Linked DNA regions of Homo sapiens: regions 2 and 3 are each linked to region 1. Evidence: chromatin contacts called from ENCODE Hi-C data. All regions are on one chromosome and are shown on one strand. Each heading gives the region's core, a stretch centred on a gene start or an enhancer-like site at or near the end of the contact. The rest is flanking DNA. Distances are from core to core; before and after follow the strand shown.

Region 1 (2,754 bases), core at 115-2,614:
CAATCACACACACCTCACATCATAGATATATAGCTTATAAATATACAATCACTCCTTGTACCCTATTTTTTACCTGCTTTTTCACAAAATCACATGCTATCAACATATCCATGGCAATGAATGTGCTTCAACATCATCATTTTAATGGCTTCCTAGTATTTTCTCGCATGAACGCCCTCTCCTGTTTTCAAATGATCCCATCGTCAAAAATCAGAAACAACTTGAAGGATCTGGGAATGTTATCAAGCCACCGTCACGCACAGTCTTTTTTGTAAATCCTCATGCATATCTTAATTAGATCAGGTCTGCTATTCTTTGGTAGACATTTGTAGTGGTTCATAAGTATGCCTAGGCTGATTCATAAGTATGCATAGGTCTGCTGGGCTGTTATTTCTTTCTCTCTCTCTCTTTTTTTTTCTTTTTTGAGACGGAGTCTTGCTCTGTCGTCCACAGCGCCCAGGCTGGAGTGCAGTGGGGTGATCTGGGCTCCCTGCAACCTCCATCTCCCGGGTTCAAGTGACTGTCCTGCCTCAGCCTCCCAAGTAGCTGGGACTACAGGTGCCCACCATCATGCCCAGATAATTTTAGTATTTTTAGTAGAGATAGTGTTTCACCATATTGGCCAGGCTTGTCTCAAACTCCTGACCTTGTGATCCGCCTGCTTTGGCCTCCCAAAGTGCTGGGACTACAGGTGTGAGTCACCGTGCCTGGTCTGGGCTGTTATTTTGAACAGACTGGGAATGTCATAATTTGCTGCTAAGTGTTTCTTTCCGGTAAGGTGTAGGTTCGAGTGTGTATGAGCAGGCCTGGGCGACTTTATATCAATGGACTTTTGTGGGGTTTCGATTTGTTTTCTTTTTCCTGCTGGTGTCTCTAGATTGCTGTCAAGGAAACGGAGTGCCCATCTGCCCATTTCTCTGTGCCTTAACCAAGGTGGGGAGCAAGATGGGAGGAAGAGGATACAGGTAGTTGGAGCTGGCTGCTGTATTTTACCTGTGTGCTTTATGATTCACCGGTCACCAAGCACATCAGACAAGCCACTTCATTCCCAGGTACCACCCCCTTAGAATATTCTCTTCCCTCCAGGATGCCAGTGCAGGATGGGAGGGGTGAGAGGTGCAGGTAGGTGGAGAGGTGCATTTGATACTAAAGACCCCAACACAATTTGGTATCATCTACCTTGAGAGAAGACAATCTTGTTTAGGCCTGACTGGGAAGTTGAATGAAAACTTTTTCTGTAGAGGGATTAAGGCTGGGTGCTCTCTCCCTGTGTGAACTCGTATTTCCCACTTTCACTTTTGCTTTTGCCCAGTTCTCCCAGCTGCTGGGTGGGACATGCTGAGTGCTGGTTTTGTACTCCCACATGCTCTATAGTGAAACTTTCAAATGCCTTTGCTGATTACATAACTCCTTATGACTCCATCGCTTCTTTGGTGTTTCCTCTGGACAATGTCTCCATTTTTCTGCCTCATTCCAGTCATTCTATCTAGACACCAGCTTTCTAGGGAAGTTCTGTGGGACTTTCCCTGAAATAATAACCCTCCCCAGTGAATACTACATGCTTTTTCTCAAACTTTAATGGGCTCCTGTTAAGTGCGTAGTACCAGAAAATAGGCTATGAAGAGAGATACAGGAGAGGCATCAAAGGTGGCTTTTGAACCATTCATTCTTTCCACTCATGTTTTGGGGGTAACCAATTATATGGAATTTAGTTGAGTGAATACTAGTGAGTCACCATAAGACTGGCACTGAGGTAGACTTATACCCATTGCACAGATGAAGGAACTCAGGCTCAGAAAGATCTGTGCTTCATGCAAAGCTGCACAGCTAAGTAGAGAGCCAGGATTCCCATCCAGCCACCCAGCCTCCAAAGCTTTGGACAGTCACAGATCAGGCTGTACCCTGGGGCAACTGGAAGGAATGGCATTACTAGCTAATGTCATTTCAAATAGGCCATAGTTTTATTGAAATAAAAACAAAAAAGAATGGAAATAACAGCCCAACAGACCCATGCTGACATTCCCACCACTTAGGTGACAGAGAGCCCCGACTCACCTGTGGCACTATTGATGCGAGGCCATGACCTAGGGCAGAAAAGAGAACCAAGTTAAATGTCCATTGCTCCACCTCCACCGACCCCCCGCCACATAGGAACAGGCAGTCATCAAACGTCATTGTACAAGTCAGCCTCTGAAGCTGCTTTATGTATGTACTATTGTAGACCTGAAGTCACATATTATTCTATTATATATAGAAATATTGTACATATTTCTATTTTCTGGAAAATAGCATGTAGAAGAAAATAAAAATTGACACCACAGGTTATATGTTGGTTATTCTCATGTAAATAGCTGTATACGTACCTGAAGATGTATGCATACATTTAAACACATATAGGTAGTGTTAAATCAAGCTTAGCCTAAAGCTGCCTCCTTACATATTTTAAGTTCTGCCTAAAGGTTTCTCTATACATCATGAACTATAAACAGATGGTAGCCTATAGTTGTGGCAATCACCGAGTTTTGGCCAATCAAATGTAGCCAACTGTTCGAACTGTGTTCAAATCAGGCAAACGCCGAGCTGTAACCAATCCAGCTGTTTCTGTACCTCACTTCCATTTTCTATATATCACTTTCCTTTTTCTGTCCATAAACCTTCTTTCACCACGTGGCTGCACCGGAGTCTCAGCCTCCTCTGGCTGGGAAGGCCACCTGATTCTCAAACCATTCATTGGCCAATTAAGCTCCTTTAAAT
Region 2 (2,754 bases), core at 146-2,645, 1.2 Mb after region 1:
TCTAAATATTTTTCAATTGGATTTGGAGTGTTTTAAATGTTACTTGAGCTTCATTTTTAATTTTTTAATTTTTAAAAATGTTTTCTAACGGGCATGAAGCATAATAAGATTTTTATATTCTTTATTCCTTCCTTGTGCAGCTAGGACAGGACAGTTTTCTATATTTTTGGGAGAAAGAACAATTAGATAGATTGTCATCATAAACTCTTGTTGTCAAAGGACAGTTTAATTCCATTGTCAAGTGCTGATGTCTTTGGTGCTAACTGCTGAGCGTTAAGAAGTTCTGTTCTCACTGCCAGAGGCTTACTCATGTTAAATTCTTGTCAGCCTCCCTAATCATAAGCTGCTTAAATGAGGAAAAAAAACAGTAACAGTGCTTCCAAATCTGAACGAAGTATGCTATATAAAGTTGGTGGACATGGTAACAAGACTTGCCAAAGAAATATTCTAGCCAGCAGTGATACGGCATCCTGAGTAACGAGCTTAAGCAATTGCCTAGACCTTGGTGTGTCATCCTAAAAGTAAAATGGAAACATATACCTAAAGAAACAAAGAAATAACAACATTTAAATTATTGAAACGAGCAATAGATAAAGTGATATATTTGGATCTTCTACCCTGAAATAAGCCCCTCTCTGCCCTGGTGTCATTTCAGGCCAACGAGCTATACCTAGTGATTCCAAAGTCCACATATATTTACTCTGTTCTCACTGTACAAAGTAACCACTCTGAAGTCAAGTAAGTCATTGTCGATAGATAGTACTAATTACATTAGGTTTTATATATGTGTGTCTGAACATACTATATAACAAACATATACAGTACACAATTTTGCCTTTTATATACTTGCATGTGTGCATATATATGTACATATGCAATCATGCATAGTTAATGGCACATGTATACACTTGTGAAATAGAATACCTACCAATTGCTAATGAAGGGATTTCTCTGATACCAATTCAACTTGTATGGGGAAAGCTACTTACCTGCTTTATTTCTCAATTTTCTCATCTATGACACAACGTAAGCAGGTGCACGTTATGTGTGTTGTCTCCTAGCTCTTAAATCAGAAATCAATTTTATAACATGAATTGCACTTATCCAATAGGAGAAACACTTTCTAGCTTCAGAGTATAATTGGTATAGTTTTACATTGCAAGTAACAGAAGCCCCATGGAGCCAAATTGATCAAAATACGGTATTTCAGAAGGATGAGGTGGATCTTACCTCAGGCATAGATGCGTACATAGATTCCAATGAAAATAATGTGGCACTGTCTTCTTGTAGCTCTGCCTTTTCTTCTGTGCTGGGCTCTTATTTACCTGCTACAGGCTGATATTCTCCGTATGGTTGAGTATACGTCCAAGCACTGCGAAGCTTCACCTCTACCTGGCCTCCAACACACCAAAGAGGCTTTTAGAACTGCCGTTAGAACAGTCCTGGGAGAGCTTGGATTTCTGAGTTGAGACAAGTGTAAACCCTTAAAGCAATCAGTCAAGCTGTGTGAACAATTTTCCATGATACTCTGGACTAGGATGACCCATCCAAGAATTGGCAGGAAACCAGCTGGACCAGCCATCCTTACACAGATTTATTTCCCCATATTTCAAGGAAGTGAGCCATTTTGCTTGATCCAGCACATACTTATCTACAGTGCTTAAAACTAAGAACTCAGATACAGTGTCTTAAAGGCTTATTTCCTCTTACTCTTCAACATGAGCCTCTGCTTACCATTGTCAATCACTATGAATTTTCTTGTGTTTCATATTTTCTTGACTCTGGCTTATCTTGATAATTTCCTCCTCTTCCTAAAGCCCTTAGCATGCCTATCTTGTATACTTTGCCACCCACAACTCCAGATTTTCTCTACAAAACGTTGAAACAAATAAATACACATAGAAACAAAACAAAAATAATAACTTAGCACACCTCTCTAGTAAATATTGTTTTCCTCAATGCTGGTGTCGAGAAATATTTTCTAAACTCCCACAGTGCCCTAGATTTTTCTCTGTTATTGCACTTACTACAAGATACAGTGCTTTTTCTTTCCTACTACCAGACTCTTGCATAAATAAGGCATGTTTTGATTTAAAGAGACATAAACACAAATTGAAATATTTAAAAAGAAAAAAAACTGGAAGGATCCCAGTACTTCCATAACTACCAGAGAGTTGTCTTCATATTTCTTGTATTTGCTGACTTTGAATGTCCATTTTATGCTCTCCTTTTCCAGAAAAGCTGGGATACATGAAGACTGCCATCCCTTGAGTCACTTGCCCTGTAGCTGCCACTGTTGGAAAAGGGCTTGCTTCTGTGTCCTTGTGCCCACTTTGAAAATCCCTGGGAAGTCCTTGGAGTCAGATGAGCAGGCCTCCGCCACTCTGCCAAAAAGTCTGTTCAGTGAGTTTAGAATCATATAGAAAAGACATGGATGTGGGGGATCCTGTGCCATGTATTTGAAACAGTAGCTGCCATATAATATGCTTTCGGTATATGAATGAATTCAAAAGGATATTATCATGCTCATACCTTCTAGATCAGGAGTCCCCAACCCCTGAGCCATGGACTGATATGGAGCTATGGTCTGTTAGGAACTGGGCTGCCCAGGAGGAGGTAAGTGGCAGGCAGGCAGAGCATTACCACCTGAGCTCCGCCTCCCATCACATCAATGGCAGCAGGGCACTAGATTCTCATAGGAGTGTGAACCCCACTGTGCATGTGAGGGATAGAAGCTGCACACTCCTTATGAGA
Region 3 (2,754 bases), core at 161-2,660, 1.0 Mb after region 1:
GATTAACATGCGTGAGCCACTGTGCCCAGCCATAATGTAAGCTTTCTTTATCTTTCTGCTTCCCTTTGTGTATTGAGATCCATTATTGTCCGGGCTCCTGATTGAACAAGGAAAGAGAGAAACTGGAAGTCCTAGGTGTTTCTTGTCTCCCTAGCTCATCATCACAAAGGAATTTCAATTGATTCAGGAGAAAACAATATACACCTATGTAAACCTAACATATTCTGGTTCCTGCTGTACATCTGAAATGCTGGAGATAGGAGGGAGATCATACACATTCAAAATTCATGGAATGGTAGGGTTGCAAGAAAATATCCCTGGACAATAATATACACCCACAATAAACTTTTATCTTACCTTTTTGTAGTTTTTTTGTATTTTGTAATTCTATGCTAGTTGTGTTAGGGAAAGGATGGTTTCAGTCTTGCCTACCCCTATACTCCAAATGCTTAGCATGCTGCCTGACACACACTGGAAAAAATAAATATCGTAAAGTATATTATTAAACGAATTCTGACAACGTACCAAGTGGCCTTTTAAAACATTATACAACCTGTGTTTGCTGAAGTAATATAAACTAGGTTGCCAAGTCTATCTTGATCCAGTTGCCAAACCAACTCCAAATCTCCTGCTTGCTGAGAGTTACCTGAAGAGTAACATTAGACCTACTGTTTGGAACTTGCTTCCTAATGCTATTTGCAAGTAGCTCCCCCTGCCTGCCCAAGTGGACTTTCACAGAGAGTGTGTTTCTGAAAGCTGCAGCCACTACCATCTTTGACGCAGTGTGTCTGTCCTGTGGGAATTAGGACAGAAAGACTGGGGAAAAAGAAAATGAGACAAAATAAAACAACAAAAAGAAAAAAGAAACAACTAATATTCTATGTTCTTTATAATTTACAAAGCACTTTTCTACAACCAGTCTCATTTAATACTTGCCATGAATATTATAATTTCATTACCATTCTACAGATGAGAAAACTGAGGCTAGCCTGACATATTACCAACACAGGCTACACCTTGGCAGGATATTCTGCCTCTTTTTACAATCAGCCCGTGAAATTTCTATAGCAGAAAGATTTGGAAGAAACGTTAATGATTATATCACATACTTCATAAGCACCATCTGCAGAGGTAAATACTATTTATTCAAAATAATAAAATTGAGGGACACAGAGAAGATAATCTCTTGGCTAAAGGATAGACCACACCTCACCTTTGACTTTAAATTATAATTGGCCAAGCTGACCTCCTTGAGCTTCTGTGTCCTAAGATCTTTATCCTCTGAGTCCAGACCCCTAGGCAGCCTCCCACTTCCTATTCACTACAAGTCAGTGTATTGCATAGCCTTCTCCTTTCAGGGATGTGTCCTGGTGACACGCAGGCTACATCAGATGGAGAGGAAGATTGACTAACTCATGTTCCTGTTCTCTCGAGGTGACTTTGCCAGGGGCTCATGAAAGTGAAGCATGCTTCTTAGGTGTGTCAGGAGGCCTGTGCCTGTGCCAACAAACCTCAGCTTGCACCATAGGTGTCCTTCTATCTCTGATAACTGTAGGCATTTGGTCAGCTGAAGGCTCTCTCTGGCACAGTACTGAGAAGAACCCTGGAACTCCCTCACAGTGAGTGATAGAAATGCTTTTCTTAGAATCACACAGCTTCTGGGTACAGAGTAAAGACCAGGCAATGCCTCCACTAGAGTGCCTCCTGATTATAGAAACTCGAGAATGTTTACAATACATTTTCAAGGCTTGCATCTATTCAGTGATAGAGCTGGTATTTGAACACAGTTCTTTCCAACACCAAAATCTCTGCTCTTGCCCATATATAAAACATATCGGTCTGAGAACGTGGGGACATGGAAGGCACATATAGAATCCAGGGTGTTTCACTTGTTAAATGTTCCTTACACCAACTGAAACACTCGAGCTTGTTGCTCGTAGCAAGTGAAGCCCTATCTGTTTGGTGGGGTGGGAGTCAGGGGGAAGCAGTAATTTGTGCTGCTATTGTTCCTTCAAACAACATTAGGCTATTTGTAGATATTATTCCCCATGGTCAGAACAATGTCAGCTATTTTTTCTGTGAAGGTCCAAGTTGACCCCGTAGGCAGTAATTTCCTGCCTCTCAAACCCAGTGGGCCTGGGCCATTCAGGCAAGCCCCAGGTGGCCCCGGCATAGAAGGACAGATGCCGACCTTCTTGGACTCATGTCCTTCCAAGCAGGAATTGTGAAAGTGCAGGCGCCAAGAATTAAGGAAAAGGAGGAAAAAGCCTTTCTTCCGAGCTTAGTGTGTTTCCCATAATGCATGGGTCATTCAGTCCATGGGAATGTGCTGCCAAATGACCGCTGTGCACTGAACCTCATCGGAGAGTGGAACTGGGCTTGGTGGAGGGTGGTAACAGAAAAGGTTTGAAAAAATGAGATCAGCCCCTGGCTTAGTTTCAGGAGGGGTGGGGTACTTTATGGAAAGCATATTGGTCCTGAAGACAGAAAGACACAGAGTTGTGTGTGTCTGCCTTTGCTGTGACAATTTTCTCTGAGTTTCAAATTCCAGATGAAAATCATATGAAGACACAGCATCATGTCAGGCAATAGAGACAAAAGCATCAACCTTTCGGGATCATTTGATGGATTAAACAGGAAAACCAAGTAGGTGATCCTTGTTTCCTCGACCAGTGAATAGAAAAGTGTGGGCACATGGGGAAGGCAAGATCAACCACCCTGAAATCAGAGAGAATAACTTAAGATGAGTTTAAC

Evidence for each region. Hi-C counts contacts between places; a loop is a spot of excess contacts on that map. Pooled maps may share reads with other maps.
Region 2: a map of mammary epithelial cell shows a loop between it and region 1 (8-fold over the local background). The contact joins the promoter of LINC02360 here to the enhancer-like site in region 1. A Hi-C loop is called at or near these places in 3 of 168 maps with a recorded cell type or tissue (mammary epithelial cell, naive thymus-derived CD4-positive, alpha-beta T cell and posterior vena cava) and 8 of 50 pooled maps.
Region 3: a map of naive thymus-derived CD4-positive, alpha-beta T cell shows a loop between it and region 1 (30-fold over the local background). The contact joins two enhancer-like sites. A Hi-C loop is called at or near these places in 11 of 168 maps with a recorded cell type or tissue (B cell, CD4-positive, alpha-beta memory T cell, CD8-positive, alpha-beta T cell and 8 more), 7 of 37 single-sample maps with no recorded cell type and 23 of 50 pooled maps.

The regions. Positions count from the first base shown.
Region 1 is chr4:10,582,872-10,585,625 of GRCh38, forward strand. It overlaps CLNK (cytokine dependent hematopoietic cell linker), which reads right to left. Exons shown (of 19, transcript NM_052964.4): 4 at 2,056-2,084. Among named protein-coding and RNA genes, the nearest start is that of CLNK, 100 kb to the right of the region's middle. Within about 2 kb of position 1,365, at least 4 of the 41 ENCODE cell types and tissues checked have a DNase peak (open chromatin) inside an H3K27ac peak, as active enhancers do.
Region 2 is chr4:11,768,073-11,770,826 of GRCh38, forward strand. LINC02360 (long intergenic non-protein coding RNA 2360) reads right to left here and starts at 1,396. Exons shown (of 4, transcript NR_146995.1): 1 at 1,231-1,396. LOC107986178 (a long non-coding RNA gene) reads left to right here. Exons shown (of 5, transcript NR_188483.1): 3 at 2,237-2,403; 4 at 2,540-2,616.
Region 3 is chr4:11,623,166-11,625,919 of GRCh38, forward strand. All of the region lies in intron 2 of LOC107986178 (a long non-coding RNA gene), which reads left to right. Among named protein-coding and RNA genes, the nearest start is that of LINC02360, 140 kb to the right of the region's middle. Within about 2 kb of position 1,411, at least 8 of the 41 ENCODE cell types and tissues checked have a DNase peak (open chromatin) inside an H3K27ac peak, as active enhancers do.